Linked DNA regions of Homo sapiens: region 1 is linked to region 2. The links are chromatin contacts, found by Hi-C or POLR2A ChIA-PET in ENCODE. All regions are on one chromosome and are shown on one strand. The core of a region is the stretch at or near the end of the contact, and the rest is flanking DNA. Distances in the headings are between cores, read along the strand shown.

What was found. Hi-C counts contacts between places; a loop is a spot of excess contacts on that map. ChIA-PET counts read pairs that join two places held with the same protein, here RNA polymerase II (POLR2A). Pooled maps may share reads with other maps.
Region 1: a pooled map shows a loop between it and region 2 (1.9-fold over the local background). The contact joins the enhancer-like site here to the promoter of POLR2L in region 2. A Hi-C loop is called at or near these places in 1 of 50 pooled maps. POLR2A ChIA-PET finds 5 or more read pairs at or near these places in 4 of 52 experiments (GM10248, H1, Panc1 and 1 more).

What each region holds. Positions count from the first base shown.
Region 1 is chr11:350,906-356,960 of GRCh38, forward strand. No RefSeq gene overlaps it. Among named protein-coding and RNA genes, the nearest start is that of B4GALNT4, 16 kb to the right of the region's middle. RefSeq lists a cis regulatory region at 1-386, enhancers at 2,135-2,184, 3,414-3,990, 3,496-3,785, 4,972-5,924 and silencers at 2,585-2,751, 5,220-5,539. Within about 2 kb of position 4,311, at least 37 of the 41 ENCODE cell types and tissues checked have a DNase peak (open chromatin) inside an H3K27ac peak, as active enhancers do; they include Panc1, where a contact is called at or near this core.
Region 2 is chr11:838,975-843,782 of GRCh38, forward strand. It overlaps POLR2L (RNA polymerase II, I and III subunit L), which reads right to left and starts at 3,555. Exons shown (of 2, transcript NM_021128.5): 1 at 3,440-3,555; 2 at 747-1,506. The coding sequence starts at 3,534. The coding sequence ends at 1,398. It overlaps TSPAN4 (tetraspanin 4), which reads left to right and starts at 3,878. Exons shown (of 9, transcript NM_003271.5): 1 at 3,878-3,941. RefSeq lists silencers at 1,039-1,088, 3,317-3,946, 4,057-4,146, 4,167-4,396, 4,382-4,550 and enhancers at 1,814-2,558, 2,559-3,304, 3,305-4,048.

The DNA of each region.
Region 1 (6,055 bases), core at 3,061-5,560, 490 kb before region 2:
CGTGTTCTCTGGGCAAGTCGGTTGCCCCAAGTGATAGAAAAGATAAAAAAGAGAAAGGAGAGAGAGAAAAGCATCGCCTGAGGCAGGGTGGGGAAGGCAAAATGCTCAGGGAGGCCAGAGAAAGACCCGCCCATTGCAGGAACCCTGAGGACTTCAGGCGGCTGCTGTTGGGAAGGGACTTTTTCCGGCAGTCCCATCAGCTCTCAGGTTCCCCTTTTGCGAGAGGAGAAAGCTCCCCATGTTCCACGATCCTGTACGTGCCTAATCCTGTCACCCACAGCCGTCAGCAGAGAGTGCAAGGCAGATTAACCCAAAGAGAATAGCCGTTAACGTCCCCTCGTGCCGAACCCGTTCTCAGCCGAGAGGGACTTTTCTGAGAGGGACTTTACTGAGGGGGCTCTCTAAGCCCCTAAATCTTAAAAGGGACCCTAACCAACCCTCCTAAGGTGGGTCTCTAACCCAAGGTGGGTCAAGCATCCTTGCCTTGTATTAAGAGTGGGCTTTCACCCTCTCTGTCTTAGGACAGACCCTAACTCCCCTAAGTGGGCCTCTCACCCAATCCCATCCTTCGCCGGCTACCCCACCACTTACCCAGCGTCGTCCAGTCAGGGCCGAGTCTATTTCCTTTGGGTCGGGGGCTCCTCCTCAGTATTGTCCCTTCAGGGTTTGCCAGAAAGATGTTACCGGACCCCACTACTTACCCAAAGTTAGCCTTTAGGTCGGGGGTTTCCGCACTGGAGCCCCTCCTGAGGTCACCAGAGATATGTCACCTACCCAACGCTAGGTTTTGAGTCTGCAGTTTTTCTTCTGTGGTCGCCAGAAAGATGTTACCGGAAAGGGGTCCCGATCCAGACCCCGAGAGAGGGTTCCTGGATCTCATGCAAGAAAGAAATCAGGGGGAGTCCATAAAGTGAAAGCAAGTTGGCCGGGCGCAGTGGCTCACGCCTGTAATCCCACCACTTTGGGAGGCCAAGGCGGGCGGATCACGAGGTCAGGAGATCGAGACCATCCTGGCTAACACGGTGAAACCCCGTCTCTACTAAAAATACAAAAAAAAAAAAATTAGCTGGGCGTGGTGGCGGGCGCCTGTAGTCCCAGCTACGCGGGAGGCTGAGGCAGGAGAATGGCATGAACCCCGGGGGGCGGAGCCTGCAGTGAGCCGAGATCGCGACACTGCACTCCAGCCTGGGCGACAGCGAGACTCCGTCTCAAAAAAAAAAAAAAGAAAGCAAGTTAGTTTATTAGGAAAGTAAAGGAATCAAGAATGGCTACTCCATAGACAGAGCGGCCCCGAGAGCTGCGGGCTGCCCATTTTTACGGTTATTTCTTGATGATATGCTAAACGAGGGGTGGATAATTCATGCCTCCCCTTTTAGACCATGTAGAGAAACTTCCTGACCTTGCCATGGATCTGTAAACTGTCAGGACCTTGGTGGGAGTGTAGCGCTGAGGACGACCAGAGGTCACTCTCGACACCATCTTGGTTTTGGAGGGCTTTGTCCGGCTTCTTTACTCCAAACTGTTTTATCAGCAAGGTCTTTATGACCTGTAGCTATTGCCGACCTCCTATGTCATCCTGTGACTTAGAATGCCTTAACCGTCCGGGGATGCAGCCCAGCAAGTCTCAGCCTCATCTTACCCAGCTCCTAATCAAGATGGAGTTGCTCTGGTTCACATGCCTCTGACAGAACAGTCTCTGCTGTTTCGCCCTCTGGACCAGCCAGAACATTTCTCTCCCTGTCTCTCCACTCTCCCTGGGATGCCACTAGGTCTCTGCTCCTGAGAGCCAGGGTGTTCACCTTGGAGGCACACGGAGTCCATTTTCCACCTTGTGTGACTGTGTGCCTGGTGCTAGTGAGGCAGGAAAACAAGGCCTGGAGACAGGGAACATAAGACCGATTCACACCTCAGCTATGACAGGAAATATCCTCTCCATAGGGCCTGCACCCAGTAAATGACTTTGTAACTTTACTTCATCCTCTCCATTTACAGAGGGCGTACACCAAGTAACCAACGGAATCCTCTAGAAGGTATTTAAACTCCCCAAAATTCTGTAATGGGGCCCTTGAGCCCCATGCTCCGGCCGCTCCCACGCTGTGGCGTGTACTTTCCTTTTCAGTAAATCTCTTCATTCCTTCCTTCCTTTGTGGGTTTTGTCCAGTTCTTTGTTCAAGAAACCAAGAACCTGGGCAACCTCAACAGGTAATGATATGAAATTCATATTCACCCAGTGACTCTGAGCCCTTTTTAAAGAAGAGAGACTTTGGGTGTGTTACTTTACCTCTAGAGGGGCTGAAAGGTCCCCCCAGCTGGGAAACGAAGGCCCAGCCCGAGCTGCTATTGGTGGGCGGCACCCAGGCCATGAGAGCAGAAGACGCTCAGAAAGATCTCTTTCTAAACAAATCAAAGCCCAGTTTTGTTTTTGTTTTTCTGGCTTTTTGTTTTTTTGTTAAAGCAAAGTATCAGACTGCGAATAGACACCAGTTTCATCTCAGACTCACTGCTGGAGAACCAGCAAATCCCTGTGTCTGCCCGGCAGGTTCCTATGGAGAACCTTCGACTGGTTTCCAGGGCAGGAAGCCAGGCCCAACTCTGTGGACTGAGCCAGTGAATCGGCCTCAGGCCAGGCACAGAGCCGGCCCCAGAGGCTGGGGTGAAACACGAGCTGTGAGCTGCAAATCAGAAACAGAGCGACAGGACACTATTTTCATGACGAGGTTCTGGGTTTTTCCCTGATGTTTGTTTCCTCGGTTTTTTTGTTTGTTTTTCCCTTCCCAGTATTTTTGGACTTGAACTTTAGAACTTCAACTTCTCTGAGGTTTAGCTTGGCGGGAGGAGGGGGATTAATTACCGTACCGTAATTTCTCCTGGGATACTGGATTTGGGAAAGGGTATATATCCTAATTTGCCATTCTGAATTGGTTGCATTTGATTAAAAGCATGACTTCTATCATGGAGGGTCCAGCCCTACGGGGCTTGGCGGGTGTTCTCCCCGTGTGTGGAGACGAGAGACCGGAAGAAATAAATACACAAGACAAAGAGATAGAGAGAAAACAGCTGTGCCCGGGGAACCACTACCACCAAGATGCGGAGACCGGTAGTGGCCCCGAATGGCTGGGCACGCTGATATTGATTGCATACAAGACAAGGGGGCAGGGTAAGAACGGTGAGTTGTCCAAGTGATTGATAAGGTCAAGCAAGTCATGTGACCATAGGACAGGGGCCCTTCCCTTACAGGTAGCGGGAGCAGAGAGGGAAGGCAGCATACGTCAGCGTTTTCTTCTATGCACTTTTAAGAAAGATCAAAGACGGCCGGGCGCAGTGGCTCACGCCTGTAATCCCAGCACTTTGGGAAGCCGAGGCAGGCAGATCAGTTGAGGTCACGTGGCCAAGACCAGCCTGGCCAACATGGTGAAACCCTGTCTCTACTAAAAATACAAAAAATTAGCCACGCATGGTGGCAGGCGCCTGTAGTCCCAGCTATTTGGGAGGCTGAGGCAGGAGAATGGTGTGAACCCAGGAGGCGGAGCTTGCAGTGAGCCGAGATCGCACCACTGCACTCCAGCCTGGGCGACAGAGCAAGACTCTGTCTCAAAAAAAAAGAAAAAAAAAAAGAAAGAAAGAAAGATCAAAGACTTTATTTCTTCTACCGCTATCTTCTAAGAACTTCAAAGAGGAACCAGGAGTAAGGGAGGAGCATGAAAGTGGACAAGGAGTGTGATCATTCAAGCACCACAGGGAGGGGGTTAGGCCTCCGGATGACTGCGGGCCAGGCCTGGAGAATATCCAGCCTCCCACAAGAAGCTGGTGGAGCAGAGTGTTCCCTGACTCCTCCAAGGAAAGAAGACTCCCTTTCACGGTCGGCTAAGTAACGGGTGCCTTCCCAGGCACTGGCGTTACCGCTTAACCAAGGAGCCCTCAAGCGGCCCTTATGTTGGTGTGACAGAGGGCTCACCTCTTGCCTTCTAGGTCACTTCTCACAACGTCCCTTCAGCACCTGACCCTATACCCGCCGGTTATTCCTAGGTTATATTAGTAATGCCACAAAGAGAAATATTAAAAGCTAATGACTAATAATGTTTATACTGATTGATAATGTCCACGATAAAAGCTAATGATTAATAATGTTTATACTAATGATTGATATGTCCATGATCATCTCTAATTTGTATTATAACTATTCTTATTCTCTTTATTATACTGAAAGTTTGTGCCTTGTCTTTTTTTTTTTTTTTTTTTTTTTTTTTTTTTTTGAGACAGAGTCTCGCTCTGTCGCCCAGGCTGGAGTGCAGTGGCGCATCCGGGCTCACTGCAAGCTCCGCCTCCCAGGTTCACCCCATTCTCCTGCCTCAGCTTCCCGAGTAGCTGGGACTACAGGCGCCCGCCATGTGCCTTCAGTCTTTTGCCTCCGCACCTGGGTAATCCTCCGCCCACACTATCACATGCCCTGAATAATGGGGTTAAGAACAATTTGGGGTGGAAAACAGGGTAGGAAGGGAACAGATGGCTCAGAACACAGGAAGTTAATTTAACTGCAGTCCAGGGAGGATGGCATTCTGGAAGCCGAGTCGGCCTGAGGTCTAAGGGGCGGAGGGAACTCCAAGCTTGGCCTGGAGCTCAGGGAAGGGAGCTCGCGTGGACTTCAGGAGCCCGGTGGGTGCTTCCTGTGCACAAACGGGCAGGGTCTGAGCTCCCACCGTCTGGAAATGCTGCCCAGTGGATTTCAGCCTCATTTTACCCAGCTCCCAATCAAGATGGAATTGCTCTGGTTCAAACGCCTAGCTTCGCCAGCTAGGGGGTGAACCGGCCACAGATCCCCGGAGGCCAACAGAAGACAGAGCCCCTGGGTCAGAGGCAAGGACGGTTGACTTCTCAGGCAGGGAGGTGGCCAAGGGAACCGCTTCTGCGGCGGCTTCCCAAGCCCCAGCTCCCGCAGAAGGCCTGGAGGGGCCCGGGGACCCGTGCCACGCAGTGAGTGGCGGCAGGACACGAGCCCGGGGGCGCAGCTTCCTGGACACTCTGCCCCCAGACACTGGCTGCCACGCGGGACGGTGACCAGCGCTGCCCTCGGCGCCCGGGAGGCCTCCCAGGGCTGTGCGCCAGGAAAACATTCCCGAACCGACGGCCGGGAATGGAACGGGGCGGGGCGTTTCCCAGCCCGAGGAAAACAGCCCTGAAAGCGCGGCCAGGAATGGATGGGGGTGGGGCGTTTCCCAGCTGCTCTCCAGGGAGCCGCCTGGAGCGGGGGAAGGGGGGGGCGGCGCGTTCCAACGGTGGGGGGGCTCGTTCCAACGGTGGGGGGGCGGGTCTGCGTTTCGGGCCCCCAGACACGCAGCACGCGGAGGAGCGCCCCGCCCCGTCTAGAGCCCCTTCCTCCACAGCAGGGCCGGGGCGCAGGGGGTCTCCCCGCACCCAGCGCGTCCCGCCCCGTCCCGAACACAAAGGGCTCTGCCCGTCCGCGCTCCCACGAGGCGGCCCCTCCCCGCTTCCGGCCGAGGTGCGGTCGTCACTTCGGGGAAACGGAGAAAGCGCCTGGGGGGCGGGGCACACACACCATGCACATACACACCCCACACACACGTACCATGCACACACATATACACACACCACATATATACATGTCACACACATACCATGCACATACATACACACACCACACACATACACACATCACACACACACCATGGACATACACACACACCACACAAGCACCGTGCACACAAATATACACAAACCACATACACACGTGACACACATACACACATGCAACATGCACACACACCACAAACACATGCACCATGCACACACATACACACCACAAACATACATACACACGCATGCACCATGCACACACATATACACACCACGCACATACATGCATCATGCACGGACACACCCCACACATATACACATGCACCATGCACATACACACCACACACACACGCACCATGCACACACATATACAGCCACCACATACATACATATGTCACACACACATACACAGGCACAGTGCACATACATACACACCACACACATACACACAGCACACACACAT
Region 2 (4,808 bases), core at 2,305-4,804:
CCAGGGAAGGGAGGTCTGATGCCAGGGACAGCTGAGCACAGGCCTCAGCAGAAAGAACTGAACATGTTCCTAAATGGTGAGATGGTGTGTTCAGAGCCCCTGGGGGAGAGGAAAAATGGTTTCCAAAACCCTTCTGGCCATGGTGGGGAGCAGACGTGGGAAGGGTGCAGACTGGGGGCCGTGCCCAGGTAAGAGGTGTCAGGCAGGTGGGGTGGGGGCAGTAGGGTGAGGGGGTTTACATGGAGGAGCCTATAGGCCCTGCTGGGGGCCAGAGGGTAGGAGGTACCAGAGCCTGGTGTCTGGCAGAGGTACCCTGGAGATGGGAGCCAGGGCTCGGTCACTGATTGTGCCCCCCACTGCCCAGGTTCCTGTCCTTAAGGCTCAGAACTGTAGACCCTCAGGCAGACCCGTTCTCCCCTACCAGAGGACACCACGCCAGATATCTGGGCAGCAGGGACATCTGACCTGGGGTGCTTGCTGGCAGCACTGCCTGGACAGCAGGGCCTCCTTAGGGCCACCTCCCAACCCAGCTAGGAGCGTCTTAAGGCCTGCCCTCCCTGCTGGGCTTGGGTGGGACGCTCAGGGACAGGCAGCAGTGGGCAGAGGCCAGCAGGTACTGGCAGCCCTGACCACAGCAGAGACTGGGCCCCAGAAAATCTGTTTCTCTCTTCTTTTTCATAGTTGTGTTGAGACAGAGTCTTACTCTGTTGCCCAGGCTGGAGTGCAGTGGTGCAAACACAGTTCACTGCAGTGGCAACCTCCCAGGTTCCAGTGATCCTCCTGCCTCAGCCCCGAGTGGCCGGGACTACAGGTGTGAACACTGTGCCCAGCTAATTTATTAAATTTTGTTGTAGAGATGGGGTCTCATTATGATGCCCAGGCGGGTCTTGAATTTCTGGACTCAAGTGATCCTCCTGCCTTGGCCTCCCAAAGTCCTGGGATTATAGGGGTGAGCCCCTTTGCCCGGCCTAAATCTGGCTCTTCAGATTCCGAGAGAGAGGGTACAGGAGCCTCTCTGCTCAGCCTGAAGAACACCCAGAAGGAGGGAACCTCAAAGAGCCCCGAGATGGAAGGCTCTCCTGGCAGCGCCTCCTGCAGGGGTGCCTGTGGAACAGGCTGGCCCCAGGGCTAGGAGAGTTCATGGCCCAGTCTGCTTCACTGGGCTGCCACAGTGTGAAAGCTGGGCCTAGACCTGGCTCCTGACATCCTAGTGAGGGCTGGGACCTTAGTGGTTCTGAAAGACCTTTACTGGATGGTTCCTTCCAGAGTGGGGTATCGGATACACACACACTGCGGCCAGGCATTACGCCAGCTCCCGGATGCCTCAGCCTCGTGAATTCGGGGCAGGACGCTCAGGGCCCATGGTCAGCACAGCGGGTGGGTGGGTTCCAGCGTGGTCACTTCTCCAGGGGTGCATAATTGAGCAGCTTCTCGATCAGGTCCACGTGGGCCAGCAGCATCCGGCGGCAGCAGTAGCGCTTCAGGCCCAGGGCATCCAGCGCATCCCTGTGTCGAGGGGAGGAGCAGAGGCCAACTGAGTTCTCTACGGTCTGCAAAGGCCTGGAGCCCACATCCAACCTGCCTCTCACTGCCTGCTGGCCTCACCCCCCCCGCCACCGGCAAGGCGAACAGATTCACCCGGCTCAGAAGCTGAGATCTAGCAGTATGATCCTGGCTGGAGTAACCTGGAAATGCCCAGAACCCTGGGTGGAGCGTGAGGAGCCTCCTCTCCCACCTACTCTGGCTGTACGTGTGTGTGTATAACGTATGTAAGAAATGTAAATGAAATGAAAACGAAGTAATTGCGGGGAGCTTAGAAAACCAAGACCACCAAGGTGCTGATGTGCAGCCACCTCATCCAGCACTGGCCACGGCAGGGTAGCTCTCCAGGGGCCTGCCCTTAGCTGGTTCACCCCCACCCCAGCCAGAGCAAGCCCTGCTCTGCCGCTGTGGGGTCTTTCCTCACCTCTGCTTCCTTCCATCAGAGAGAGACTGCTTCTCCACGGAGCCACCTCTCCCACTTCCCAAGCCAATTAGAAGCTTTCATTTCCCTGGGACCTAGCTCCAGTCACCCTCAAGACCTCCAGAAAACTCCCACACCGATGGCTCCAATGTGCAGAGACACAGAAGCTTGGGAAAGGGGAGGCCACATGGGAGGCCCCTGCCGTTCCTATCCGGGGAAAGGGTCTGGACAGGCCGCCAGCCACTCAGTCTAGCAGCCCACTCGCTTTCCTCGTTTGTCCAGCAAGCTGCACCAAGTGCCGATGGCAGGCTGGCGCACACAAGCCCAGGGCTTCACATGTGACGAAGACTCAGTGGGCGAGGGTCAGACTCCAGCGGGGGCACCAAGACTCAGGCACCGTGGTGACAGCAGCACCAAGGGACAAGCACAGGAGAAAGACGCCTCCCCTACAAAGCCTGATGAGGGTGGTCAGCAAGTCTACCCTGCATTTCTTTTTCTGTGTGTGTGTGTGCGTGAGACGGAGTTTCACTCTCTCTTCCAGGCTGGAGTGCAGTGGCGTGATCTTGGCTCACTGCAACCTCCACCTGCCTCCCAGACTCAAGCGATTTTCTCGTCTCAGCCTCCCAAGTAGCTGGGACCACAGGTGTGCACCGCCATGTCCGGCGAATTAAAAAGATAGAGCCAGGCGCGGTGGCTCACGCCTGTAACCTCAGCACTTTGGGAGGTCGAGGCGGGTGGATCACCTGAGGTCAGGAGTTCCAGACCAGCCTGGCCAACATGGCGAAATCCCATCTCTACTGAAAATACAAAAATTAGCCGGGCGTGGTGGCACACGCCTGTAGTCCCAGCTACTCGGGAGGCTGAGACAGGAGAATTGCTGGAGCCCAGGAGGCGGGGGTTGCAGTGAGCCGAGATCGCGCCACTGCACTCCAACCTGGGCGACGGAGCGAGACTCCGTCTCAAAAAAGAAAAATAAAATAAAATAAATTTCTGGAGATCAGGGTCTCCCCAGGTTGTCCAGGCTGGTCTCGACCTCCTGGGCTCAAGCAAGCCTCTCGCCTCGGCCTCCCAAACTGCTGGGATTACAGATGTCAGCCGCCGCGCCCGCCCGTCCTGCAGCGAGGTTTGCAGGACATGGGGTGGGCCTGGGGGCAGAGATGGGAATAGGGCGGAGGCCAAGGGCTTTACTGCGGGTGACAAGACGCCTGCGACCCGCCAGGCCACCTAGAATCCCCAGGACACCACTGGTTTGAAGCCCAACTCCGTTCTCTTCCCCAGACTTCAGGGGATAAGGTTCTCCCGAAAGCAGATCACAGAGCGGGGCTGGAGAAGCCGGGCCTGAAGCTGCTCATGGGGCGCTGGCCTCAGGCAGCGCTGCGCCTCCCGCCCCGGCGCGCACCCCAGGGCGGACTCAGCCCCCAGCCCCGGCCCGCGCCCCACGGCGGACTCAGCCCCTAGCCCCGGCCCGCGCCTCACCCCTCGGTGTACTCGGCCTGCAGCAGCCCCAGGTAAGCCTCCCACTTGTTGCCGACGATCTTGCCACAAGTGAAGCAGCGTACAGGGATGATCATGGCGGCGGCGCGTCCCAGACTGCCCGGCCCGGCCCGGCCGCACGCGAAGAACCCCCCCAGGCCCCGCCCCGGGCGCGTCCACTGTTGCGGGAGAATCGGCTCCGCTCGTTCTCCGCTGTTCCGGCCGTCCCTCCACCGGCCCCGCCACCGCTGGCCGCAGTTTCCGCCGCGATAGGGGCTTCCCGTGCGTCCCGGGGCTCCTGGGCCTGTGCGTCCCGGGGCTCCCGGGCCCGCGCGGCCGCGGCAGCAGCAGACCGCACACCCCCGCCCACCGTCTTGGTGCATCCCGGCGCTACGGCGTCTGAGCAGGGCCGTAAAGCTGCGGCGGCGGTTCGCGTTTCTCGTGTCCGCTTGACTGACAGCTGCGCGGCGGGAGCGGGCGGCGCGAGCGGGAGGCGGCGGCGCAGGTACTGCGCCTGGGGGTTGTGGGGGCGTGCGGCCAGGGTCCCGTGGCCGGAGGTGTCCGACCGGGAGCGGCTGGAGCCGGACGCGAGCGGGGCGCGCGAGTTCGAGCCCAGAGCCGACACGCAGCAACAAGTGGGGTCCGGCGCGGGGGCTCGGGGAGAGGGCGGGCGGGGGCCGGGGCGGGTCTTCCTGCCGCCCCTCCTGGCCGCGCCGAGTAGTGGGTTCCTCCGCCTCGGCCTCTGCCCGCGGGGTGTCCGGGGCTCTCGGCGCTGAGTTCGGGGGTCCCATTCTGGACGCGGCCCAGCCCCTAGGGGCGCCGCCCTGGCCTCAGCTGCGCAATTACAGCCCCCGCCGGCAGCTCCCCGCCCCGGGCTCCTGTCCGCGTTCTTTCCGCTCTTTCCCGGGAATGGGGTCGGGGTGCGCCCTCCCGGGTCCCGGCTCTGCTGGCTGCTCGCCGTCCCGAGCTCCCGACGCTCAGACGCGCCTCTGAGCACGGGGAGAGGGGACCCGGGAGGGAGGTCGGGGAGGGAGTCGTGGAAGAGGTGCTTTTTGAGCTGAACCTGGAAGACCCCGGCACAGGGGATCCCTGGGCAGACTCCCGGAGGCTGCACTGGCAGGACCCCCTGAAGGCCTCAGCTCTGGCTTGCCCTGGAGCTCAGGGCCTACGGACGACGAGGGACGAGGAGCCCGTGTCTCTCGGATGGAGTGCGGGGGGGCTGGCACCAGCACCCTTCTTGCTGTGCCCCTGGGGTGGGGGTGAGGAAATGGGGGGTCGGTGTGCAGTGAGAGGCAAAGAAGGCTCCTTGGAGGTGCGAGGTGGGCTGTGGGGGTGGGTGGGCCGCAAAGCGGCACCCATGGGGGGCTCTGGG